Regions from separate parts of the Homo sapiens genome. Here all the other regions are linked to region 2. A link is a contact called in ENCODE Hi-C or POLR2A ChIA-PET data. All regions are on one chromosome and are shown on one strand. Each heading gives the region's core, a stretch centred on a gene start or an enhancer-like site at or near the end of the contact. The rest is flanking DNA. Distances are from core to core; before and after follow the strand shown. Region 1 holds the start of RGS16 (regulator of G protein signaling 16). Region 2 holds the start of STX6 (syntaxin 6). Region 3 holds the start of NPL (N-acetylneuraminate pyruvate lyase). Region 4 has its middle 7.1 kb from the start of LINC01686.

The links. Hi-C counts contacts between places; a loop is a spot of excess contacts on that map. ChIA-PET counts read pairs that join two places held with the same protein, here RNA polymerase II (POLR2A). Pooled maps may share reads with other maps.
Region 1: a pooled map shows a loop between it and region 2 (3-fold over the local background). The contact joins the promoter of RGS16 here to the promoter of STX6 in region 2. A Hi-C loop is called at or near these places in 2 of 37 single-sample maps with no recorded cell type and 8 of 50 pooled maps. POLR2A ChIA-PET finds 5 or more read pairs at or near these places in 1 of 52 experiments (WTC11).
Region 3: a loop to region 2 is called in a pooled map, with 7 times the contacts of the local background. The contact joins the promoter of NPL here to the promoter of STX6 in region 2. A Hi-C loop is called at or near these places in 5 of 50 pooled maps.
Region 4: a loop to region 2 is called in a map with no recorded cell type, with 12 times the contacts of the local background. The contact joins the enhancer-like site here to the promoter of STX6 in region 2. A Hi-C loop is called at or near these places in 3 of 37 single-sample maps with no recorded cell type and 8 of 50 pooled maps. POLR2A ChIA-PET finds 5 or more read pairs at or near these places in 1 of 52 experiments (WTC11).

What each region holds. Positions count from the first base shown.
Region 1 is chr1:182,599,479-182,605,841 of GRCh38, forward strand. RGS16 (regulator of G protein signaling 16) reads right to left here and starts at 4,911. Exons shown (of 5, transcript NM_002928.4): 1 at 4,738-4,911; 2 at 3,751-3,861; 3 at 2,942-3,006; 4 at 2,488-2,654; 5 at 1-1,035. The coding sequence starts at 4,781. The coding sequence ends at 814. RefSeq lists enhancers at 2,006-2,055, 4,476-4,535, 4,626-4,675, 5,146-5,225 and a silencer at 2,366-2,425.
Region 2 is chr1:181,017,463-181,024,125 of GRCh38, forward strand. STX6 (syntaxin 6) reads right to left here and starts at 5,408. Exons shown (of 8, transcript NM_005819.6): 1 at 5,177-5,408. The coding sequence starts at 5,211. RefSeq lists an enhancer at 5,148-5,931 and silencers at 5,340-5,469, 5,590-5,689.
Region 3 is chr1:182,784,605-182,791,836 of GRCh38, forward strand. It overlaps NPL (N-acetylneuraminate pyruvate lyase), which reads left to right and starts at 5,169. Exons shown (of 13, transcript NM_030769.3): 1 at 5,169-5,201. RefSeq lists an enhancer at 4,822-5,322.
Region 4 is chr1:182,619,030-182,625,547 of GRCh38, forward strand. No RefSeq gene overlaps it. Among named protein-coding and RNA genes, the nearest start is that of LINC01686, 7.1 kb to the left of the region's middle. RefSeq lists an enhancer at 3,789-3,848. Within about 2 kb of position 4,339, at least 4 of the 41 ENCODE cell types and tissues checked have a DNase peak (open chromatin) inside an H3K27ac peak, as active enhancers do.

The DNA.
Region 1 (6,363 bases), core at 3,661-6,160, 1.6 Mb after region 2:
CACATCCAGGAAGAGGCCCCAGGGCGGGCCTGCTCACAGGTGGACCCTGCTGCAACGCAGGGTCAGGGGCCACCTGCAGGGGGCCACCCAGAGCACTGAGCTGGATTCAAGTGAGCCTCCTTTCAGGGCTCTCCACTGACTTGGAAAGGGCTCACAGGCCAGTGTTTGAGGTATAAATATCTCGCATGGGGCAAGAGTCACATCAGCTTGCTGGCCTTGACATGACTGCAAGGCTGGACAGACACACAGGAGTGTTACGAGGTACAAGCTAAGGGACTCTGGGCTAGCCCAGAGGCCAGTGAGGAGGGCCAAAGGGGAAGACTCCACATCCAGGGTCCCTTCCGTGCCCAGAACAGTCTGGGAATTAGGAAAACAGGATGCAATCAGAGTCAACTGAGCAACAGGCAAAACAGCTGATCTGGATGTCTTTCCTCCTCTCATTTTCATGGTTCCCTTTATCCACATGTTTCCTAAACCACACTAGAACACTTCCTTCTCCGGTGAGAACGAGAGCCAGTGCTAACCCCCATACCACCTTTTTGCCCCACAGAGAGCCCCACCAACCCTCATCATTAGCCCTTATTCACAGGTCCTGGAAGTGGGCGGCTCCTCTCCAGCATGAGTCCCACAGTATCTGAAGGAGAGACTGCTGCTTCCCAAACAGGCTGCTGGAGCGCATTTTTTTTTTTTTTTTTTTTTTTTTTGTCCTCTTGCACTTGCTTTGCAGAACCTGCCTCCCACACAGGGGCAGCCACCTCGGGGATGGGTGACTCAACCTCTCTTCCCGGCTGGCTTCCTCACTGCCGTGGAGACTCAGGTGTGTGAGGGCTCGTCCAGGCTGCAGCTGGACAGAGTGGCAGAGGCGGCTGAGGCTTGGGCAGCCAGGTCCCGGTAAGCAGGCGACTTCAGGAAGCGTGGGTAGGAGTCCTTCTCCATCAGGGTACGTGTCTTCCCCTGAGCCGCATCAAAGCATGTGGCTGTGGCAGTCTGCAGGTTCATCCTCGTCAGCTCGTGGGTCTCATGGTCAATGTTGACCTGCGGGAAGGAGGACACACACAGGGTGAGTTGGGGAAGAGGGTGGGCATGGCTGAGGGAGGGCCAACGGCAGGCTGGGCATTGGAAAGAGCATCGGATGCTGCATCAGGAAGTGGGGGCTCCTGAGTTGATCACTAGCTTTTCAGCTCTGGGCTTGTACCCACATCTGATCCAGTGTCTGTCCTCCAATCTCTCAGAATTAACATGAGGATCTATCAAGAATGTATACAAACGCAATCCCCTTTCACCCTTTCTTCTACAGCAACCCTGCTTCAAGTCACTATCAGCTCTCCTGGGATTTGCACCAAGGCCTCCTACCTGGTCTCTCTGCTACCTTACCCCCCACCCCTGTGGTTTGTTCTCTACCCAGTCGCTACAGTGAGCCTTTAAAAACCCAACTCAGTTTGGTAGCTCCTCTGTTGTCTCCTCATGTCTTTCAGAAGAAGAGCCAAAGGGCTTGCTGGGCCCACGAGGCTCCCCAAGCCCACACCTGGCCATCCTCCTCATGCCTGACCTCATCTCCTGCTCTTGCCCTGCTCTACACAGGTCCATTTGCTCATCCGTGACTGTGACAGGCAGGCTCTGGCCATTGCATTTGCTGCTTCCTGTGTTGGAATGTTCTTCCCTCCCTGAATTCTTTCTTATCTCTGTTCATATGTCCTCACTTCCCTTTACAGAATGGAAAACCTTACGTCTTCCCAGGCCCTACCTCTGGTACTCCCTGTCTCTCATTTCCTGCTGTATTTTTATGAGTGCATAGCTCATCACCTGGCATATATTTGTCTAGTTGGTTATTGGCATCTTCCCCCATTCAAATTATAAGTTTCATTAGGTAAGGGACTTTGTGTGGCTCACTGTGACATACACAGTGACTGTAACAGTGTCTTGAATATAATTGGGGCTCAATACACCTTTACAGAATTATGTGGAATCAATCAGCGGTCAGAAAACAAAAATAAGGTACAAAAGTAAGGCATTACTCTTATCTTTCCACCAGGTGGCGCTGTGTTCTTTAGCAAATGCAGCTGCCATGCGTTTAGCGGCCAGGAGAGAAGGTAGACAAAAAAATCACAGACCACAGACCAGCAGGCCTCAGGCAGGTCAGCCTGGGGACTGAGCCAGGTTACATAAGGTCCCTGTGCTGACCTTGTCTCCCCAGTTGCTAAGTGTTTTGAGCCTCTAAAAACGGATGGGTTTATAAAGGTGGGTATGGACAGAAGCCGAAAAACCTGCCAACACATCCTGCCCCATCATGAGTCTTAGGGTTAAGCACCCAGGAGTGGCACTGGGCCTGGCTTTCCTAGTCTCTGGTCACAGAAGCCCAGTCACCCCTGTGCCAAGTAAGGCCCTTCTACCTCTACACCTAGCCCTTCCTCCCCTCTAGCCCTGATTCTCAGAGGGGAAGGAGCAGGCAGGGTCGTGAGGATTCACTGGGCATATGGGGGCTCTAACCTCTTTAGGGGCCTCACTGCAAATGAACTCCTCAAAGATCTGGTGTGCCCTGGAGGCCAGCTTGGTAGCTGATCGGATCTTCTTGAACTCCTCACAGGCCAGCCAGAACTCCAGGTTCTCCTCACTGAACTCTGTCTTCAGGAAAGCGTGGAAGGCAGCCACTCCATCTGGGGTTGCGGGAAAGAAGAGGAAATAGGTCAGCTGGAGGGACAGCAGGGAATACAAGAAGAAAGGAAAGCAATTGCAATTAATGGCTCTATTTTTAGAACATAATTTTCTTGAACAATGACCTGCCTTTATATGTTGAATAGAGGCTGGCACACTAGGGGATCATTATTATTATTATTACTACTACTATTATTCTGCCCAGGCTCTCAGCAGTCCTGGGGCTGGCTCCAAAGCACATGAGTACACATGTGCCACCCAGAGACAGACACAAAAGGCTCCTACTCACTTTTACTGCTCAGCAGCAGGTCGAACGACTCTCTCCACCCCAGCACATCTTCTGAGAAGTTTCTACTAAAAGACAAAAAGAAAAAAAAAGAGTAAGAAAAAAAATCAACAAACCAAAGCATAGTACAAATTCTAGCCAGAACTCTGATGGAAAACTGCATAAAATTCACAGAAAGGCTTGCTTGGTGATTGCTGAAGCTGACACCTCAAACTCTTAGTTGGACTTAGGGTAAGCAGTAGTGCTTTCTAGAGCACAATTCAGCAACCAGAAATCAAAGCCAGGGACTCTTTAGTCCTCAGTCAATATCTCTAAGCCTGTCTCGTCTCTGTCCAAAAATTATTTCAATTCCCCTGACTCTCAAAGATTTGTTTTGTACACCTTCCCAAGGAAATAAGGTCCTCATAAATAGAGATTACATCTACACATAACTCCAGAGTTTGGTACAGTTGATAGCCAATATGAAAGAGTTTCTAGGCAAGGTGCATACTAGAAAACTTCAAGTGGTCTTGGATTCTGTCCTAGCCCTGGATGCACGTGCAATGAATCCCGAGGTGGGAGAGTCTGGGAACTAGGCATTCATGCCCTGTGTGCCCTCATCCGTGGATGGACTTGGAGCCCTGGAGCCACCTACCCACTCACCCATGAGCCAAGTAGTCATAACAGACCAGCAACAAGTCCCACTAAAATCTCTAGGGAGGTGTTGCCAAGGTCCACTTAGCGTGTCCTGGCTTCTCCCTGTATTTCCCTCCTCATGACTCCCTTCCCACTCCCTTCCCTCTCGGAGCCCTGAGCTGGTCAGCAACACTTACTTCTCTTTGCTGTGTTTACTGCCCCACTCGAACTTGCCAGTACTCCCAGTATCGCAGCCCAGCTCTGATTTGTGAAGAAAGATCCCCAGACGTGTCTTGAACTCTTTGGCTCTGAAAAACAAATCAGGAACATGAAAGCATTCTCTCATTTGCTCAGCCAGTGTGGAGAGGTTTATGGGTCCCAGAAGAGCTCTGGGTGGTGCCACCCAAACTTTAGCCTCAAGAGTTCCTGGAAACTCTTGGCTGTCCCCAGGCCAAGAGTGCTTCTCTTATCAGCATCATCAACCCCAAAGCAACAAAAGCAATGTTTGAGCTATGCTGTGGTAGGTCTTACACTTTCTGGGTAATACACACGCTGCATATATGGGCTTTTCCCTAAAGTCACACTGATCTCTCTTCGTGCCTGTTGATTCAGAAAAGAACTCAGCATTCTTTTCAGAAGTATTTCTGAACTGTGTGGGAAACTGATTCCTGCCTTCATCTTTACTTTTTCCTTCCCAGCCAGTAAGGATTGGAAGCTGTTGAGTAGCTCTCTGGAATATGGACACACCCTCAACAGTGGGAGCCCCCACCCCCACACACCCCACCAAAAAAAAAAAAATCTCCCTGTCTTCCAGGGGCAGAGGAGGCAATGCCCCTAGCTCTGGTCTGAGGAATGAAAAACAAATGCTTAAGAAATGGGCAGGCTCAGTGCTGCCTGGAAATGTCAACGTGGCCTTCCCGCAGCCGGGTCTTCAGCAGGTCACCTGAGCACGACTGCAGTTTGTCAGAGGATGGGGATGGCAGCAAGCCGCGGGCCCTTGCTTCCCTTCCCCTTGCTTTCTCCCTGCTCCTGGAATCTGAGCACGTGGCATCAAGTGCGCTTCTACCTCTCTACTCAAGCCTCTAGCGCCCCATCCCCGCGCCCACCCAGGTCCCCAGGCCTGCCGCTCCACTCCCTAAGAGTTGGTGGGACTTCCCCCAAGCAGTTGGACAACCTCCCCTTACCTCTCCAGGCAGGTGGTGGGGAAGGCGGCCAGGGTGCGGCACATGGCTGCGGGCGCAGGGCAGCACGTAGTAGGCAGGATGGTGGCAGGCTCCAGGAGGCTCCGCGTGCGCCAGGAAGCAAAGGCGCGGTAGCAGGTGCTAGTCAACTGCGGTTGGGTTTAGCAGCCTGCAAGCGCCCAGACTGAGCGGCCGCTGCTTTAAATCCCCTCGGAGGAGCGGGGCGGGGCTGGGCACTGCTGACCAATCGGAGGGTGGGGCTGGGCGCTGAGAAGGCGGAGGCGGGGCCCGCAGCCAGACTGGGCCGGGTGCAACTTTCGCGGCAGCTGGAGCACGCGGAGCTGCACCCTCCGCCCAGAGGACGCCGCGTGTGGAAGGAAAAGCGGCAAGAGAATTGGCACGGGGATGAGACGTGCACACCCAGTTTCCTAGGGAAAAGTACCTGCCGACCTCTAGTAACAGCAGGAAAGTCACGCAGCGGTGTCGTGTTGAGAGAGTTTGCACGGGGGTGGTGGGTCTGGGAGGCACACAGGGCTTTCTTTGATCGCAGGCAAGTCTGAGCCTGCTGGGTCCTGAGGACAGGCGCACAGGGTGCAAACCTGGGCAAAACAGCATCTGATTATACTGATAAGTACCCTTTACGAGGCTCTTACCATGATGGACACGGGGCTAAGTAAGCTCTTCATCATCATCTCCATTTTATAGATGAAGAAATCGAGAATCAGAAAGCTAAATAAACTTGTCCAAGATCACAGTTGGAGATGACAGAAAAGTGGAATAGGGATGAGTAGTTTATTGAACACCTACTATGTGCTAGGCACATAAGTAAGACTTGCTCAAAGTCTTAGTTATTAAATAACTTGCTCAAAGATGTGCAGCTAGTAAGTGTTGGCTCCAAAATTCAAATGTGAATTTGCCATTCTTTTTCCATTGCACACACACACACACACACACACACACACACCACACACACACACAAAGGTTAGTACCCGGTCACGGCTATACCTGTGGACGATCCTGGGTTTAAGCAGTTAATACCTTATTGTCTCCATCTCTGACATAAAGGTAATAAATGCCCTTCCTCTCACCTCATCTTCCCATAAAGGCATTGGGATTGCTATTAAGAGGCTGTATGTGAGGTTAAAAGTACAGGGTCTAGAGTTAGATTTTCAGGTTTCAAGTCATGGCTCTGCCAGGTGACCTGCTGAAGACCCAGCTGCAGGAAGGCCACGTTCACTGTTAACTGGCTACTGATGGGAGACGAGGCAAACTGCTTAACCTTTCTATGCCTCCATTTCCTTGTCTCTACGAAGAGAACAACTTATTTCATAAGGTGGTTGTGAGAACTAAATAAATTAATTCTTAGTTTGAGTTCCTAGGAACTAGACTCGGGTAGACACTTGCATGCAGGAGGTTTACTGGGGAGAGTTATCAGAATTAAGAGGGAGTAAAGAAAGCAGGTCTGGGCAGAGGGAGGAGTTGAAGGCCATGCCATTTCAACAGAGACCCCAGCTGGTTCCAAGGAATGCCCGGAAGCTCAGCTGGCCCTTTGGAACTGTCCACTGAAGCAAGAGGACAAGGCCCTGGTAACCCCATAAAGACCATTCATTGCATACAGCTGCCCAAGAA
Region 2 (6,663 bases), core at 4,158-6,657:
TAGCAAAGAGCCATGGTATTTGTACCTTTTATCCACAGGAGTGGCTCACTTATACTCTGTCTCCACATGCTCAGTTACATGGTTTTCTTCAGGGTTTGTCTGATTAGAAGGTGCAAATTCTAAAAGGAGGCTAATTCTAAAAACTTGCCAACAAGGGAGGAAAAAAACTACAGAACTAAACAATCAAAATGGGTTCACTCAACAAACACTGAGTACATCCTTACTGAATACAAAGATGAAGACTACAAGATTTAAATATGATATTTTCACCCGGAGATTAGTAAAGATTTTTTTAATGAAAATCCCAGTACTGGAATCAAGGGAATTGGGTCCCTCAAACACTTTGAGGGGCAAGGGGGAATATTCTGGAGGACAACGTGGTAGTATGCATCAAACGCTTTGCTGTGCCTGCCCTCTGAATTAGCAATTATGCTCCAGGAATACAGGCTATGAAAATCAGAAGCAGCAATACAGACCTATGACAAGTAGGCTTATCACCACATTAATTGTAGTGTGATCATAAATATAATGTATCTTCCAGGATGAACATTTATATGACAAAATACAATGCAGTCATTAAAAGCTGCCACCCAGAAGTCTGAAGGATATAAAGAAATACAGATGAAAACGTCATAAAACAGGCCAGGCGCGGTGGCTCATGCCTATAATCCCAACACTTTGGGAAGCCAAGGTGTGTGGATCACCTGAGGTCAAAGTTCAAGACCAGCCTGGCTAACAGGGTGAAATGCCATCTCTACTAAAAATACAAAATTAGCCAGGCATAGTGGCGCACATTGGTAGTCCCAGCTACTTGGGAGGGTGTGGCAGGAGAATCGCTTGAACCCAAGAGGTAGAGGTTGCAGTGAGCTGAGATCACGCCATCGCCATTGCACTCCAGCCTGGGCGACAGAGTAAGACTCTGTCCCAAAAAAAAAAAAAAAAAAAAAAAAAAGAAAAGAAAAAGTGATAAAACCATATATAACGTATAATCCCAATTTTTAAAATGACCATATTATATATATAATATATATTTGTAATAAATATATAAATCCTGGCCCTTCTACGTACAAGCTTATAAAGTTGAAGTTTTTTACTAAGTTTCATTTTCCTTTTTGTGAAATGATGACAATAATAATACCTACTTCATAAGGATAAAAGAGCAATCCCTGTTGTGGGATTCTGTTCCGAACAGGACATTGACAATGTCAAAACCTCCCAAAAGGAGCTTCAAACTTCCAAGCACTAACCACTGCATGTATAAGTTACAACAGCTTTCTAACTGGTCTCCTTTTTCATCTTTCCTCACACTGATGCATCCAACACTACCACCAAATCAATATTCCTAAAATCCTAATTTCATGTCATTTCCTTGCTTTAAAAATCTGTAATGGCCTCAAGATGAGATTCTCCTTAGGCCAACATAACTTGACCCTATTTTACCTGCACTGGGAAGTATTGACAGTAGTGTGAAATCAGGTTGTTCTAATTTGAAGCCTGAGTACACCACTTATTAGCTGTGTGACCCTAGGCAAGTAAGTTAACCCCTCTAACACTTCCTCAGCTTCTCATCTCTAAAATGTGGCTAGTATTCATCATATGGGTGTTTTTACAGAGTGAAAATTCATATAAAGTGCTTACTTAGCACTTTACATGTATGCCTGGCACTGGAGATGCATCCTTTAAATGTGAGCTGTTACTACTTCCCTAAACTGTCTACTCCACCTGGGCTGCTCTTCCAGATCATTTCTAACACACATTGCCCAACTTAGGCCTTTGGCTGGTGGTGTTCTCACCCATGAGGCACCATTCCATCACAATCACCACCATCAACAAAGAGTATGTGTTCAACATTTACACTATATATTCAAGGTGTAGGCTGGAAATACAGAGGAAAAAAAAAAAAAAAACAGTCCCAAACCTCAGAGCTCATAGTCTAATAATGAAAGAGAGACAGAGGAAGAGGTCCAATAATTAGGGGTGACAAAGGAAGCACTTCCTGGAGGCAAGGGAGATGCTTACACTGACTCCAGAAAGCTGCGTGGGTGAATCAGGCAGTGTGGGTGCATGTAGAGTAAGAGCATCCAGTACAGCAATCACAGTCACTGTATTGAGTCTGGCACTGCTGGAGTACTAAGGCTAAGGGAGAGCAGAGGCTAGATCAGTGAGGTCAGGAAGTGTTGGCACTTTATTCTGCAGGCCAGCAGCAGCCACTGAATAATATTAAGTAGGGTACACCTGTCTAGGACTCTAGAAAAGCTTACACTGTGCTGTCCAACACGGAAGCCACATACAACTACTGACTGGAAATGTGGCTAGTGTGACAGAAATTAAATTTTAATTAATGTAAACTTGGTAACTGATAGCAATTCAGTTATCAAAAACCTTTTATGTATGTTTGGAACAATTAAAGAGTATGTAGGCCGGGCGCGGTGGCTCACGCCTGTAATCACAGCACTTTGGGAGGCCGAGACAGGTGGATCACAAGGTCAGGAGATCGAGACCATCCTGGCTAACATGGTGAAACCCCGTCTCTACTAAAAAATACAAAAAATTAGCCGGGCGTGGTGGCGGGTGCCCTGCCCATAGTCCTAAAAATACAAAAATTAGCCAGGTGAGGTGGTACACACCTATAGTCCCAGCTACTCAGGAGGCTGAGGTGCAAGAATCGCTTGAACCTGGGAGGCAGAGGTTGCAGTGAGCCGTGATTGCACCACTGCACTCCAGTCTGGGCAACAGAACAAGACTCTGTCTCAAAAAAAAAAAATGTATTTAATGAACTTTAAATACAGATCAATTATTTCTGATGAAAATTTAATGTCCAAATTTAAATGTGCAGTAAGTGTAAAATATGTATCAGATTTAGAAGACTTAGTACAAAAGTAAAATATCTCATCAATAATCTTTAATCACATGTTGAATATTTTGAATGTATTAGAGATTACATTAGAATTAATTTCACCTGTTCCTTTATATTTTACTGCGGCTACTAGAAAATGTAAAATGACATACATGGCTGGCATTATACTTCTATTGGACAGCAATGATCCAATAGATCCCAGGACAGCTGAAAGAGGAAATGAGACCAGAAGCAGGAAGAACAATTAAAAAGACTCTGATAAGCATCCAGGTAAGAGAGACAGGCCTGATTATCTAAATTCTGCCCATCTTCAAAACCTAATTCAAGATACACTACTGCCTCCAAAAGCTCTCCTAATCCTAACAATTCCCAAGGAGTTACCTTTCTCTGAACTCCTGAGGCACTTATCTGTAGCATTCACTTCAACACTCATTCATTTGCCACCTGTCATTTCTATTTAATTTTGGGGTAATTTGTTTCTCAGATTAGACCAGAAGCTCCTAGGCTAAGGGCCATAATTTAGGCACCTTTAATTTTTGCATGCTGTGTAATGCATTTTTGATACTTTTAATAAACACAGGTACATGACTCCCCAAAAATCTGGATACACCTTCATGGGTGACTTTACCTTTCCACAGCAGAAGGAACTGAGAATCTCTTTTCCTTCAAGAACCTTAAAGATAGGAGCTAAAATGATGTAAAAATCAATCAAAACTCCCTCCAAGCCAATGTTCCGATAAAGTAGTGATATTTAATCAGTGAGCAAGCATTAGTAGACTGTATAGGATACCATCAAGAAAAAAAAATGCCAAGACAGAAGAATTTAGGCTTTTGACAAATTCCATAAAAAGTCAAACAAAAAATTTCTGATCATCTCTGATCTCTACCGCCAGAGATAACCTTTGCCAACCTAAGCATTAAGAACTTTCAATCAAGGAAAAAACATCTATTTTAAAAATTAACCCCTAAATCAATCCTTCTAATAAATATCACATTTTCTAGGTAGGGATACACATATTACCAGTAAATTTACAACTCAGCATTTTCCCATCTAAATTAGAGTAAGGTGAAGAAAAAAAACTTTCCAGGGAAATATTAAGAAGTAGTATAAATGTATTTTACTGCATAATCGATAAAGTATTTCACCTAAAATACCATTTAAATTTTCTACAACACTTGACTATACAACGGCCAGCTTGCACCACTACAGAAATAGGAAGCTAGCAGCAACTAGTAAAAAGCAAGGGACATTCTGTGGTGATCAGTACTGACCTGGGAACTTTGCAGTTTTCAGATTTTTCATGTTTGACATTTAAAACAGAAAACTGACAAGTTTCTAATAAGAAACTAAAAGTTACATCAGAATTGATCTTCTTGCATGTGTTTAATGGCTACGAAGTGGATATTACAAAGTGCAGTTGAAGACTCTATCTCCAAAGAAACAATCGAGCAATCAAAGATGAGCTAGGATAGCTTGTAAGGGAACAGAAGGCAGTCCTTTCTATTCTGAAAGGCAGAAGAAATAGGAGAAACCTGTCAAACAACCTGGATGAAATCAAGGAGTTAACAAGCAACACTCATTTCCTTTAGCACTGTGAGAAAATTCCGGTTGCTAATAGAAAGCTGAGGAAAGTTTGGTTTGGCTTGTTTCATTTTGTTTTCCTTCCAAATCATCACTGAGTATGAACGACTGCTTTCCTCTCCTCACATTACTCAGTAAAAACTCCCCCATTGAATTGTCTTCCGGTGCCCTGCTCCCCAGCCTCCCAGAACGGCCCCCGCCCCCGCCTCCCTCCCAGCAAACGTGCTCAGACGCCTCTGGGCTTGTTGTGGTCTCGCCAGTCTGCGGACAAGCGCTCCAAACTCAATGGACAATGGAGCTCACCCCCGTCAACGCGAACTACAAAGCTCAGGAGGGCCATTTCCCTTTTCCTGCCCAGATGCTGTTTTCGCTCCTTCGAAGCAAGATCCCATGCTCGACTAGACGGCCAGTGTGCGCCAGGACCCGCGTGTCTCCTTCCCCACCTGCAGAGCTGCTGAGCCCCTCGGCCCCCAAATAAATTGTACCGCAGCACACAGGCCAAAAAGGGCCCCCCACCACCAGGGGCTTGGCTGGGGACAGTGGCTTCACGGTCCAGGTAGGGATGGAGGGAACGTCTCTTGACGCTTGGTCATGGCCCTCAAGACTAAGCCGTCTCCACTGTTCCCCCTCCCCAGCTCCAACTTGCCTCCCCTCCCCCCACTGCGAGAAGACCTAGGAGGTGCGGGCAGGCAGCACCGCCACCTCTTCCTCCGGTGGAGCGCTCGGCCGACACTCACCCTTTCACCACAAAGAAGGGGTCCTCCATGGACATGGCGTCCCGGCCCCGGCCGCCTTCACCTCCTCCGCGCACAGGGCGCCCGTGCCTCCCGGTCTCCCTCCGCCCACCCCGCCTGTTCCCGCAGCTGCCCGCGCCTTAGTCTGGGTGAAGCCGAGCAGCGGGCACGCGCACAGGCCAGGTGCACAGGACGGCCGCTGGTCCAGCACTCGCTCAGCACCACTGGCCGAATCCCGGACTCGGGCGCCGGCCCCCTCGGCAGCCTCCAGTCCCGGCTCCTCCCGAAGCGTCGGAGGGCCTGACCCCACCCCCGGGACCCTCGGCCGCGGCCAATCACGAACGCCGCCTGAAACACGACTTCCGCACCCCGCTCACGTGACCAGGGCATATATCTCTCTCTCTCTCTCTCTCTCCTCTCTCTCCTCTCTCTCCTCTCTCTCCTCTCTCTCCTCTCTCTCCTCTCTCTCCTCTCTCTCTCTCTCTCTCTCTCTCTCTCTCTCTCTCTCTCCCCCCCCCCCCAGTGGGCGGGGCTTACGCCTGCGTCCCTCGGCCCTGGAGGCGGAGCCCTCGGGGCGGTGGAGGTGGGCGGGCTTCTACAGCCCTCTCCTCAAGCTTGAGGGTGAGGAGTGGCTTGTTCCCTCAGAACTAGGCAGTCGGCTTTTCAGGATAAGCTGTAGTTGTACCTGATTTGCAAAATCCTCTTACCTTTCCTCTACTTTTAATACTTAATTTTGACAGTATGTAATTTATAAATCTATCTGGTCCTCGACTTAAAATGAAGCATAGTATCTGATTATAATGTTACACAGATCCTTTAAGTAGGTCTTGCTTTGTGTTGGACAGTGTGCTAAAGGTTGTGTATGCATCATCTCAGTATCCTTTGGGGGAAAGTATTATTCCCCCCTCCCCCTTTTTGGGGGGCAGGGTCTCTCTCTGTCACCCTGGCTGGAGTGTAGTGGCACAATCACAGCTCACTGCACCCTTGACCTCCTGGGCTCAAGCGATCCTCCGGCCTCAGCCTCCCGAGTAGCTGGGACTACAGGTGAGCGCCACCACGCCCGGCTAATTTTTAAATTTTTTATAGAGATGGGGCTCTCAGTATATTTCCTAGGCTGGCCTTGAACACCTGAGCTCACATGATCCTCCTGCCTCTGCCTCCCAAAGTGGTGGGATTATGGGCGTGAGCCACCACACCATCCATTTTTCTCATTTTGTAGATAAGAAAATAAGTTCAGAGAGGCTTGAAGACTTCCTGTAGTCACACAGCCTGGACAGGGCAGAACTGCAGATTCTGTGCACTTTCCACCAGATGGGGTGTACTTTCTGTTGCTGTACATTCTGCAAATAACCATGTAAAGTAATTTTTCATACAGCATATGGTGCTTCCCAGGAGAGCACACCTTCGAGGAATAAAGAAGGGGCCAGGTATGACAACTTCCTCTCACTGTGGTTCAAGAGCTATTCGAGAAAACATTTTGCCCAGAACCA
Region 3 (7,232 bases), core at 3,919-6,418, 1.8 Mb after region 2:
GAAGAAGAACATTTAAAACTGAGGGAGTAAACTGCACAGGAAGAGTACACAGAATGGGAGCAGAAAACTATTATCTAATACTTTTGTTGTTCCCTGATGTCCCCAGAAATTTTCAGTCTAGAAAGAGTCATAAAGGAGCAATTTCTGCTGATAGACTGTCACCTAGCGGTGGGTTTTTACCTTATTCATAATATAAGTGGCTGCTGAGCTTTGGAATGTTTTTAGAAAACATGCTCATTACTCCTTAAGATCTCCGGGGAACCTTTTACAATACTGTCACAAGCAGAATGTAACTCACTTTTGTGCTTCCCAAAGGTCTAATGTCCTTGTCGGCAATAGCTAAAACAGGTTGCACATCCTTCAAAAGGAAGTTTTGCCTCTGTAATTATTTGAATATTGTCAAAGAAGCCCTGTAGGCAAAATTAAGATTCGTAACTTTCTCTTCTGTTTACAACTCATAGCACCCTCAGTGTTCTCCTTGCTAATGGTCAAACTAGGCCCATATTTTCTAAAGTTTTCTCCATTTTTAGGTGGTGACAAAAGAGTGTATGTAACCCACTGGTCACATTGGCCTAGAGATACGATTCAGGACAAGGAAGTCACAAACTCAGCAACAAGACAATGTTCCCTAGATTTAATCTATGCCAGGAATCCATCCTGCTTGGTCACAAAGAGGCATTACAGTCCTCTTTGTCCAGTCCTTACTCTCTGTGTGATACCAGCCCTCTTGGCCAGGAGGGTTCCTACTGTTGCCTTAACCCTAGTCAACAGGGAGGCACCCTGCTCCCATCAGTGATAAAGTCTATGTTCAGGCGACAGAGCCAGCACATAGCTCTCTGTTATCAACATCCATTCTGCATGCCATACTATTTCAACCATTTATGCAGTATTGGCACTATATGTGTCACATGAAACAGAACAGATAGACCACATCCACACCAAGAAGTTGTGATCAGAAGGGAAAGCACTGGGTGTTATGAGGAGAGGTTGTCACCTACATTGGGAAGATCTGAGTGAGGTCCCTTTTAGGAAGGTTGCATCTGAGTAGAAGTCAGCCAGATGAAAAGCATCCTTGTCACAATGGAAAAGATAAATAAAATGTGGTATAGCCATACAATGGACATAAAAAGGAATGAAATACTAACTCAATCCACAATATGAATAAATCTTGAAAATGTTATGTATGCTAAATGAAAGAAGCCAGACACAAAAGACCACATAGCATGGCTGGGTGAAGTGGCTCATGCCTGTAATCCCACACTTTGGGAGGTCAAGGCAGGCAATCTCTTGGGCTCAGGGGTCTGAGACCAGCCTGGGTAACATAGTGAGACCTTGTATCTACAAAAAATAAATAGAAAATTAGCCAGATGCAGCACACGATTATAGTCCCAGCTACTTAGGAGGTTGAGGTGGGAGGATAGCTTGAGCCTGGGAGGTCAAAGGTACAGTGAGCTGTGGTCATGTCACTGCACTCTAGCCTAGGTAACAGAGTGAGAGCCCGTCTCAAAACACACACACACACACACACACACACCATATAATTCCATTTATATGAAATGTCCAGAATGGGCAAATCTATAGAAATAGATTAGTGGCGGCCAGGCACAGTGGCTCACGCCTGTAATCCTAACACTTTGGGAGGCTGAGGTGGGCGGATCACCTGAGGTTGGGAGTTTGAGACCAGCCTGACCAACATGGAGATACCCCGCCTCTACTAAAAATACAAAATTAGCCTGGCATGGTGGCGCATGCCTGTAATCCCAGCTACTCCAGAGGCTGAGGCAGGAGAATCACCTGGGAGCCAGAGGTTGTGGTGAGCCAAGATTGCATCATTGCACTCCAGCCTGGGCAACCAAAAAAAAAAGTAAGAAGAAAGAAAGAAATAGATTGGTGGCTGCTTATGGCTGGGGGTGGGGAGGGGGAAATAGAAAAATGAGTGACTACTAATGGCTAGGGTTTTATTGGAGGGAGTGATGAAAATGTTCTAAAATGGTGACACAAGTTGCACAATTCTGTGAATAGACTAAACTACTGAACTATTATACACTTAAATGAATTGTATCATAGTGAAATATATGTCAATAAAGTCGTTACTTAAAAATCTGGAGTCACAGATCTTAGGTTTAAGAATGCCAAATATGGAAGTATATCTCTTGTGTTCAACTCATTTTTTTCCTTCTAGCTCTTTCTCCTTAAGAACCCAGTAAGCATTCACTAAAGGGCTAAGCCAAAAGACAGCTGAGCATGGCCGCACTATGCTGCCCCCTCCTGGGATCCCAAAGGATCTTCTGAACCCAAGCTTATGCACAGGACTTTTCCCTTCTCAAGAGATGTCCCTCTCCTAGTTAGCACTCACGCTCAGAAGATAAACCCTAAAGGACAAGGGTTTTTGTCTCAGGGCCAGCAATCAGTTCAACTTCTATTCGTGGCCTGTTCCCTTCTCTGAAGACCTCTGGACTCTGATGAAAAAATAAACCCTACCTTTTCCATCAGCCCCATTGACACACCCATACAAGCCAGAATTTCCAGAAGTGACTCTCATACCCGGTTACGCATTCTTCACAGTGAATGGAACAGACTCTTGTCCACCTGTGGACAGACCTTTTACTGGAACACAATGGGTAACAACACTTCAAGATCCAACTTAGGTCTCCTTCCTTCATAAGTGTTCCGCAATTTAGCAGTGTTTCAGTTGTTGAAAACCCATTTTCTCTTTTCAGGTTAGTATAGCCTTACCAGAAGATAAGGGGAAACTTTCTGGGGGACCACCCCTCACCCACAGTCAGTTCAGGAGCCTGTGATGGGGGCATCACCTCCAGCTCCAAGGATAGAACATATGACTGTTCTGACCAAGTTCATTGCACCATATCTCCCAAGCTCTTTCCCCTGCACCAGTGGGTTTCAAATTTGAATTGTAGCAAACAAAATCTGATACAAAACCCTGACATACATTTGTTTTAAACAAAGAAGAGTTGATGGTAGTAATATTTCTAAATCTCACCCTCTTGGCCTGCACTTGGATAGACACTATGTCCTGCACTGTGGGAAAAACAAAGGAATAGGACATGATGCCTGCCTTGAACACCTTGCAGTGGAGTTGGGGGCAAGAAACAAAAGCAAGAAAATTAATGATTAAATAATACTACATAATAATAGAAGAAATCTCACAGAGACTGCCGCTTATCAGAAGGGGGTTAGAGGCCTGCAGTTCAGCACTGAGCCTTTTGTTGCCTCTCTTCTTCTAAGCCCTACTCATTGTCTGATATTTAGCTTGGCTGTGACCTTCCCCAGTAAGACGTTTCTGGAACACCCTCCTGCCTCTTCACACACACACACACACACACACACACACACACCACCCCCTTCAGCCCAGATTAGAGCTCAGTGTTCCTGTAATATCTCTGTACAGTCTATCACTGCATTTACCATATTTTAAAACAACGTCTCCCCAACACTTCACAGTATAGGCTCTGAGTTTCATAACGGCACAGAGTGGATACTGTAAGAATGCAGTGAGACTCTCCCTACTCCATGCTCCTTTCTTCCATCTTTTGTTCCACAGATGTCAGCCCTACATCAGTCTGCAGGCTGCTCCTGTCTGCTCCAAATCCCTCCCCCAGTAAGTTTCTTGCACATCTAATCCCATCTTAGCATCTGCTTCTTGGTAGACACTAACAAATTATTATAAGGAATTACTTTGCACTACCATATTTATACAAAAAGTAGTTAGTTCATGCATTTAGAATATTGGTTTGTTGGTTGACAATGTTAAGCCTAATGACCTATACCTTTTGGGTACTGACATACTTAATTTTGCACTTATTAAACTGTGACTTTCCAAAAAAAAAAAAAACTTTCATTGTACCATTAGGATATAATATTCTTGTTAATATTACAAAAACCAAACCAAAACAAAAACCATGCTGCAGCCTTAGGAGAACTTGCTTCATGTAACTAAGGGTTTTTCTTTTTCTTTTCTTTTTGTATTTTTTTTTCCTGTAGGATAACATAGTGTTAAAAGCACAAGCTTCTGGACTACTTGAAATCAAACCACAGCTTAACCAGCTCTATGGCTTTTGGCAAATTACTTCAACTCTTTAAACCTGTTTCTGATCTGTAAAATGGAATGATCCTTGCTCATCTGTAATATATACATTTATAAAACAGGACCCACCAATGGGATTATTTTATGAATTAAATGTTAAAACAGCTAGAACGGTGCAGGCTGAGTAAGCACTGAACACAGTACTTATTAGCTATTATCTCTGGTGCTCTGTGCAACGAAAGAACTATTAGAATACATTTAAAAGCACTTTGCAAACTAGAAAGCCCTTTGAACAATTTAGTTTCTCTAAATGTAATAATAAGCATCAGCCATCGCCTTTTATGGAAAATTGAGGTGGAATCACATCAGCAAGAGAAAACTGAGGACTTGTCTCTGGCTCTGTTCCTGATTTATTCACACAGTACATGATCCTAGAATAAGACTCCTGATACTCCTGAAAGTAGAGGCGGTTGGGTTAAAAATAATTTTCCCTTTCAAAACTCTTTCAAATGTTCTCCAAAAGAAGCCAGGAAAGCTCCCGTATGAGTAGATAATTCACTTTAAAATTCGCTCATCTCTCTTTAACACGAGAGTCTGCAGGGCTGGTGCAGCGGCGTCAACCCGAAGAGACCTGAACGCCGATGGGCAGTTGGGATTCTCCGTACGCCTCGGAAACAGCAGCCCAAACCTCACAACGCAGAACCACGAGATAGTGGGGATTGCAGAGCCCTGCGCAAGAGAAGGAAAATTAAGACGCAGCGGAGCCCAGGAGGTGCCCGCACGCGGGAAGGACTGGCGTGCAGACGAGGCAGGGGGAGGTTTGCACTCGGCGTGGCGCGGGTGAGCCGCGTGCTCTCGGGCACCCGGCCGCCAGTTCGGATGCTTCCGATCCTCGGGGAGCCGGGGCGCTGCGCCGGAGTCACTTCAGCCCATGTTGTTCAGGTGACACCCGGGGAAGAGCAGACTCCAGTGTGCAAAACGTTTCGGGGTTTCCGGGCCAGCGGTTCCGGGCGCGCCTCGCGGGCGGCGGCGCAGAACTACAACCCCCAGGCTCCCTGGCGTGGCGGCACGTGGGCCCGAGCCGGGCGGCCGCGGATATAAAGCGCGGCGGCGGCTGCCGGGCGGAGCGGCTGCACGGACAAGAGCGGAGGCCTGGGTGAGCGCGGCCCGCGACGGCACGGGCTAGGACAGACGGACGCAGACGGCCCGACGACCTGGGCGTTCGGGCGGAGGGGCGCTGGGGCCTGACTCGCGGGTGGGTGAGACGTTGACGGACCCGGAGGAAAGAGGGAAGGCAGATACGCTGGGAAACGGATCTGGGGAAGGTGTGAATGCGAAAAGTGTAGGGACAGACGGGGGCAGAAGAACTTACTCCCCCGGATTGTTTGCAGACAGCATATCTGCCGGGTCTCCAAAGGTCCTTTCCTCAAAATAGAGTTAGCAATTGAGCAGAAGAGAGCTTAAAGTTAAACCTGATACATCCCCCCTTCACTTGAGGAGAAATTGGTGGTTTTCTGCTTTTTTAAAAATCCCTATTTGTATCTCCTCTTCTCCGAGTACCTGTCCCTCAAGATATTCTCTGCCCAGAGGTACATTCTGCCCTCACTTTCTGTCTCTTAAAAAAACAACTTTGCCATTTAAAAAAGAATTTGACTTAGGCAGCTTTAATTCTTTGCACTGAGTGTTCTTATCTGTGGATGGAGGTATAAGATTTCAAGAGTAATACCCCCTCCCAATGTTTCAGTAATAATCTAAATTCACATTAAGCCTTAGGCTGGAGAACATTTGAGCTATTCGCTTTAGCTACGAGCTCTGAAAACTTCAAAGCATAACATTCCCAAGTTTATCTAAAACTTGAATCTTAAAAATAATGATAATTATCTGTTATGCTTCAAAGCATAACATTCCCAAGTTTATTAAAAACTTGAATCTTAAAAATACTGATCATTCTCTGTTAAAGTCTTTTGTTGTTGTTGTTGTTGTTGTTGTTGTTGTTGTTGTTGTTGTTTTTGAGACGGAGTCTCGCTCTTGTCGCCCAGGCCGGACTGCAGTGGCGCTATCTCGGCTCACTGCAAGCTCCACCTCCCAGGTTCACGCCATTCTCCTGCCTCAGCCTCCCGAGTAGCTGGGACTACAGGCTCCCGCCACCACGCCCGGCTAATTTTGTATTTTTAGTAGAGACGGGGTTTGGCCATGTTGGCCAGGCTGGTCTCGAACTCCTGACCTCAGGTGATCCGCCCACCTCGGCCTCCCAAAGTGCTGGGATTACAGGCTTGAGCCACCGCGCCCGGCCAAAGTCGTTTTTATCCCATTTCTTCCTGTAGGCGTTTCAAAGTTTGCAAAGGCAGCAAACTTTTACGTAGTGTAGTTATCTGTGCAAAGAAATTTTCCAAGCTGCCATTGCCCCCAGATGGCAGACAGTCTAGGAGAGGAGCCAAAACCACCCTGCTTAATAACTCTGATGTAAGGTTTTTAATGAAAAGCCACTGTTTGGGGGAATTCTGAGGTTTAAGAAATTATTTTCGGCTGGGGTATCAGGAAATCCCCTGGTTTTTAAAATGAGAGGTTTTTTGGTTTTTGTTTGTTTTTGTTTTTAAGCTATACCTGCTGGAATGGATAAAGTGAGCTTTAAAAGTTGATCAGACCGAAGAGATTGAAGTGAGAGAACCACAGGAACAAAGGCAAGCAGACAGACAGTGAAAGGTAGATAGGAGGAACAGCAAACAGTTTGTTCAGCTGGGCAAGTATAGTGCAGGCACGAAGATTTCAATAGAGACCCAGACCCCAGGGAGCTGGTTCTTTAGCCTACTGGCATTTTCTAAACAGGACAAAGACAAGACCAGAAATGCTGGTGTTACTGGAAGATTAATCTGACAGCTGGTGTGGATTGAAGAAGAGAAGAGGGATTAGGACAGTGATTCCTAACCCCTATCCTACACTCCCAACGGCCCCTTGTTTTGAATTTTTGAACTAATCAAACTACATTTGTGGTAATTAGTTTTATTTCTTTCCATTAAAGACATATAAAACTGCCAATTTGAGCTTCTGATGATTCTAAGAACATCAGTGTTACCGTCCTTAGTATCAAATAAATGCAGGCAAAAGCACAAGACTACGGAGTTTTATTTAGCCTGAACAGCCTAGTAGTGTTGGATTTAGGAGGTGTTTAATGCTGACTCAAGCTCTC
Region 4 (6,518 bases), core at 3,089-5,588, 1.6 Mb after region 2:
GGTGTGAGTGATCCTCTGGTGTTTGGTCTTGTGTCCACTCAGGTTTCTGCTGAGATAGCCAATCCCTGTCTACATGTTGCTTGAGTCTGATGACTCTCTGCTGCTCGGTTATTTCTCTTGGTCTGTGTGAACCTCTTGCAGTGCTGTCTATGGACCCCTTGCCCTCTCAGCCAATCCTCTCTAGCTTCTCGCTGAGTCCGCAGGGATGCCCTGGAAAACAGACCCAGGCCACTTCTGCTTTAATAATCCAGAAGCTATTTATTCCTTCATGTCCCAGCCCCAGGAGAATCTCTTTCCAGTGGAGAGATCAAACCACTCCAGAGAAGAGACCAGATGCTGACATTTGGGCTTCCCTATGGAAAAAAACAGTGAGTTGCTGTAAAAGTCCTGTTCATACACACAGAGCTCTCAGTCACACTCTTATTGCCTTGGTTTTAAATATGAGTGAACAATCAAGGATCACCAGACCTTAGAGCAAAGCCCTCAACTTGAAAGAAAGAGACTAAAGTAAACAATAAAAGGGAACCCAAGAGAAACAGAAACAATTCAGGAAACAGAATAGAAAGGAAACAAATTAAAACAAACCAAAACCCATCATTCATAGCTTCAGGGAAATAAGAGAAAATATTGCAACTATAAAACAAGAACAGAATTTTGTTTTCTAAGAAACAGAGAAAAATTATAACCTCTTGGGAATTAAAAATGTGATACCAAAAAAATCAACAGAAGTGTTCAAAAACAATGTTGAGGAAATCTTTCAGAAAGTCAGAAAAAAAGGGACATTGGAAATAATAAATTAGAAAATTAAAGGATAAAGCTGGGCACGGTGGCTCACGCCTGTAATCCCAGCACTTTGGGAGGCCGAGGTGGGTGGATCACTTGAGGTCGGGAGTTCGAGACCAGCCTGACCAACATGGAGAAACCCCATTTCTACTAAAAAATATAAAATTAGCCAGGCACAGTGGCGCATGCCTCTAATCCCAGCTACTCGGGAGGCTGAGGCAGGAGTATCTCTTGAACCTGGGAGGTGGAGGTTGCGGTGAGCCGAGATCACGCCATTGCACTCCAGCCTGGGTAACGAGTGAAACTCCATCTCAAAAAAAAAAAAAAAAAAGAAAGAAAGAAAATTAAAGGATAAAGCCAAGACGTTTCATTTATAACTAATACGAATGCCAGAAAAAACAGTGGGGAGGAAATTATCAAAGAAATCCTATAAGCAAACCATCCCCAAAGTGTCAGTCTCCACACTGACCGGGCTACCACGCGCTCAGCTCATATTGAATACAAAAACCCAGACATCATTATAAATTCAGAACCCTAGGATACAAAGGTGGTCCTAAGAACCTAGAGACCGGGGGATTGAGGGGGATTGGGGAACAGACCACAAACAATACACAGGAATTGAAATAACATCAGTCTTCTCAATAATAACATTGAACACTTCCAAGGTTCTAAGTGAAAATAATAATAATTATATTTTAAATAATATAATAAATTTTTTTTGAGATGGAGTCTTGATCTGTCACCCAAGCTGGAGTGCAGTGGCACGATCTCAGCTCACTGCAACCCTTGCCTCTCAGGTTCAAGTGGTTCTCCTGCCTCAGCCTCCTGAGTAGCTGGGATTACAGGTGAATGCCACCACGCCTGGTGAAAATTATTTTCAACCTGGAATTCTATGTCACCCACCTCAAGAGTGAGCAGAGAATGAAGATTTTCAGTCAGAAAAGTCTCAAAAACATTATCTCCCATGTACCCTCAGAAAGCTACACTAGAAAATATGTAAGTCCATAAAACAGGAAAGGATGGAGTGGAAGACAGAACTCGAGAGATAAGAGGAAAGTAGAAGGAGTTCTCAGGAAGTAGGCAAAGGAAGGAAGGGTAGGACAACAGTGGGCCATGAGAGCAGCCAACCCTGAATAAGACATCAAAGAGCTCCAGGAAAGATGTCTCAGAGGCAAAAAAAAAAAAAAAAAAAAAAAAAAAAAATCTGATAGACTTGACAATGTGGAAATGTTATTGAGCCATGTTTCACAGAGCTGTGGGAGCACATGGGAGGGCTTAGTCAGGTGCTGATAGAAAACTAAACAAATAAAAATTAGAGGCAATTACTAACTCCAGGAAAAAAGAAAAACAATATGCAAGAATGTACAGGTAAATAAGATATATTACTTGGCTTAATAGCAAACAATATTTATACAATCACAATAACAAAAGCTTTGTTAACCAGAAATTGGGGGACTAGGGAGCTAGCAGAAAAGAGGAAAATGTACATGATTTTAATATCTTCATTACCATAATAGGAAGTCTATAACTAATGTCTGAAATTAATGACTCAAGAGACAGCCACATACTCTGTGAGTTAGAAATATAGGGGAAGTACCAGATGAATACCTTAACATTGAAAATGGTTTTCACTGGAGAAAGGGAGGTGGAGCAGAGGGGAGATGAATAAGAGATAGTTAATTTTATTATTTTCTTCTACATATACAACTTAAAACCAGTTGCCCAGCAATACTTTTATTTAAAATAAGACTATATTAAATAAATTTTAAAAACAAACACTACTGGTCATGTATGTAAAACAGACACATAAACAAATCGGTGAAGGAAAAAGTTCCAGGTGCTACCTGTGCACAGATAAGGTATGGGCATGAAAGAGAGAGTAGCCAGTTCCATCTTGGAAGAGCCAAGTACCTCCTGACTCCTACTTTCCCTTCTTATCCAGAAACACCGCTGCCTGTGTGCATCTACAGATTTGGCTCTCTTGAGAAAACCTGAGGATTAAGCTAGAAACTCACCAAACACAGATGGAGAGGTGGTGAAGTCTACTGGCCAGGAACTAAGAGCAGAGTGCCAGACCACCTGGGTTTGAATCCTGGCTATGACACTGACTAACTGTGATTTTGGACAAGTTACATACCCTCCTCGCCCTCCTCACATGTTCCTACCTCATAGGGTTATTTCAAGGATTATGTGTTAATGTGTCAAGGGCCCAGAACAATTCTTGGTACATGTAAACATCATGTTCTCTCAGCAGACATGAGATGAACCTGCTGAGTGCAGGCACTGGATAAGCACTGGAGGGCACAAACAACCCTAAGCATGCCCCTGTCCTCCAGGAGATTAAGGAGGGGTGGGGAGTGGTGCAAAAGATACAACTGTAAATAGCATATTATCAGCAATATCGCCTAGGTGGCTAGATGTAGAATGAGGGGGACCAGTTTCCTAGAGAGGTGGCTGTTAAAATTTGCTCCATGAGAGGGTCTGGGAGACACCTTTTGGATTTTGGCCCCAGTACCCCTCTGTAGAAAGTTTCCCTTCCCTTCTTGTGTCCATGTGGTTGCAGCAGAAATGCTGTGCTCTGATAATGTGATCTTGCCTCCTTGACCAGATTGAGCACATTCAAATTAACCTGGGCCAATCCGTCTCTTACCTGGGAATTTTGGACCCCAGGATGAAGGATAGATTGGTTTCCCTCTCAGTGTCTTTTTTTTTTTTTTTTTTTTTTTTTTTTTTTTTTTTTGAGACAGAGTCTGGCTCTTGTCCCCCAGGCTGGAGTGCAATGGTGCGATCTCGGCTCACTGCAACCTCCACCTCCTGGGTTCAAGCGATTCTCCTGCCTCAGCCTCCCAAGTAGCTGGGACTACAGGCGTCCGCCACCATGCCCGGCTAATTTTTTTGTATTTTTAGTAGAGACGGGGTTTCATCATGTTGACCAGGCTGGTCTCGAACTCCTGACCTCGTGATCCGCCCGCCTCGGCCTCCCAAAGTGCTGGGATTACAGGCGTGAGCCACCACACCTGGCCATATCTTTGTGTTAAGACTGATGATGTAAATGTGGGAACTATTGACCATTTTTTGCCATGTGAACTGGTAAACAGAGAACAGTCAGCAAGAAAAGAGAAAGGTAGTACGCAGAGAGAAACTGAAAAGAGGAGGAAAGTCAGGGCTTCTGCATTCCTTAGGGTTCTGCTCACTGTTTCTGCTCACAGATTCCATGGGGTGTTCCAGTATTCTCACCAAAACTCCCTTTTATTCATGCTGGTTTGAGTTGAATTTCTGTTGCAAACCAAAATTTCTCTAATAATAGAAGGGGACTCCCCCACTTCTCCTTCCTGTATAGGCAGCAGAAAAAGAAATCTGACTATATTCCCTGGTCTGGCAAGATGTTCGATAAGTCTAAACCTGGAAAAAAACCCCAAAGAGTCCCTAGGGTTGCATCAAAATATAACCTGGCTCTGGGCCCAGGACAGAGCAGCTCTGGCTTCCTAGCGAAGGGTTAGGACTGTGGGAAGGAATGAAAGGAAGGACCGGAAAGGCTGAGGTCCTGGACTGGAGGGGGAGGTGAGAGCATCTGCAGCTGAGGCGCATTCAAGCTTGAAGTGCAGGGGATGTGGTGGGAGGTCAGGAGAGTGGTATGGGGAGAGGACCAGTAGCCATGGCAACAGGAGGGTCTTCCTTTGCCACTGAGGCAAAGGTGAACTCGGGGGGAGGTAGCCAAGCAAGGTATAGGGAGAGGCCAAGTAAGTGGTGGTCTTTGCCATCCATTGATTGTGTCCTTTCCTGCCCATTGTATGCTGGGCAGCAACATTTTAGGCATGGGAATGAAAGACTCGATTTTTCAGGGACGCGGCTATAGAGGTGAGTCATGGAACTATGGGGTATTCCCATTGTGCTCCCTTAGGTACAGGTGGCTGAGGAGTCCTCGGTCAGCAGGTGAAAGCATCATTCAAAGCTACAATTGAGGCAAATACCAGTGATTACAGCTGATTGAGGAACCTAAGAAGACTTCATGGAGGAAGTGGACCTTGAAGGATGGATAGGATTTAAACATTTAAAGGCCAAGCTTTACAGGATACTGTAGCTAGATATTATTCCTTTTTGTAGCTCTACCTCTCACAGCTCTAACACAGCAGATGCTCAAAAATGTTTGCTTAACTGAATTGGATTCCAGGTATAGGAAACAGTATAAGTAAAGTCAAGGGATGAGAAAGGGAGTGGGGTGTTATGTGTTGAGGCCTCAAGGAGAAATCCTGTTTGTTGGTTATAGCAGGCACAAAAGGAATCAGTCAACAGAAGATATGCTGAAAAAGAAAGCTGAGGCCAGAGCTGAAACTTGGAGATGGCTGATGAGTCCTCCAGCTCCCTGAGGACAGGGAGAGGCCAGGACATTTATCCTGGCCTGCCTAGTGATGGGCTCAGGGCCTATTGCAGGATAGGTGCACAAAAACTATTTAAATGAATGAAAGAATATAAAAAGTCACCCATTAGCAAAAAGTTCACCACTGTGTTCCTTCAAATCCAATGTCCTGTAGTCCATTTAATTTAGGACTCGGTGCACATAAATTAGTTTGCACAAAATTTTTAGAATGAAAACCATGGATGTAATAACTGCTTTAGAACATGAATCTGGGTCTGAATCCCACTTAACCTTTCAGGGCAACACTTCTTTTTGATTCCTATGTTTTCATGAGAAGGGGTTGCCCTAAAGTTATAATTGTGACTTCTCTCCCCAACTTTCCCCCTAAATCTAGTAAGCCCTACCCATAGAAGTAGCAACTCATTGCTTGGTGAGTTTAGAAAAAGGAACCAGACATACTCACTTCTCTTCAGGAGTGGCCTGTCCCCAGGAGACCCACAATTCCTACTCTATGGTAAGTTTAGTGGAGCCTGAGAGGAAGTCTGCAGTTTGAGAATTAAGTTCAATTCAGGAGAATCTGTTAGCACACCCATTTGGCAGCATGTGGCTCTTAGCCAAGCCCTCAAAACCAGCTTTTTCTGTAATAAAGCTGACGTTTTCATCATCAGGTATCTGACTCCTGTGTCAAAGGGTTCTGAACTCAGGAAGTGAGTGAAAAGCAGAGGTGTTAGTTACTGGCTCCCTCAAACCCCAGCTATTACTGGCTTGAGAATTTCCTTACCAGGAAAATGGATATGATGATAATATCCGTCATGTAGAGTTTAGTGAAGATTGAAAAAGATAATATGTTTGATGTTCGGTAAATGTTTGTTCTCTTTACTTCCCTGTTTGAAACCCTCTCTTTTAAGCATTTTCCCCATGAAGGCAGGGGGATATTGTACCCCTCTGCATATATCCCCTCTATATGTCTAGCATGTATTTGGATGTTCTGTAAATGTTAAAAAGGTGGAAATGATTATTGCAGGGAGGCCCAGCAAGTGAGTCATTTATGCCCATATTTTTTAAAATAGCTTTAGTGAGGGATAATCAACATACAGTTAACATGGTTGAAGTGGACAACTTGACAAGTTTTGACATAGGCAAACACCTAGTGAAATCATCACAATCAAAAGAGTGGGCGCATCCACTATCCCGAAAGTCTCTCATGCCTCTGTGTAATCCCTGCTCCCCTCCTCCCCACCCTCCTAGCCCCAGGCAACCACTGATCTGCTTTCTGTCACTATGGATTAGTTTGCATTTTTTAGAGTTGTATATAAATGGAATCATATAGTATATTCTCTCTCTTCTTTTTTGTCTGTCTGCCCATATTTTTGAAGAG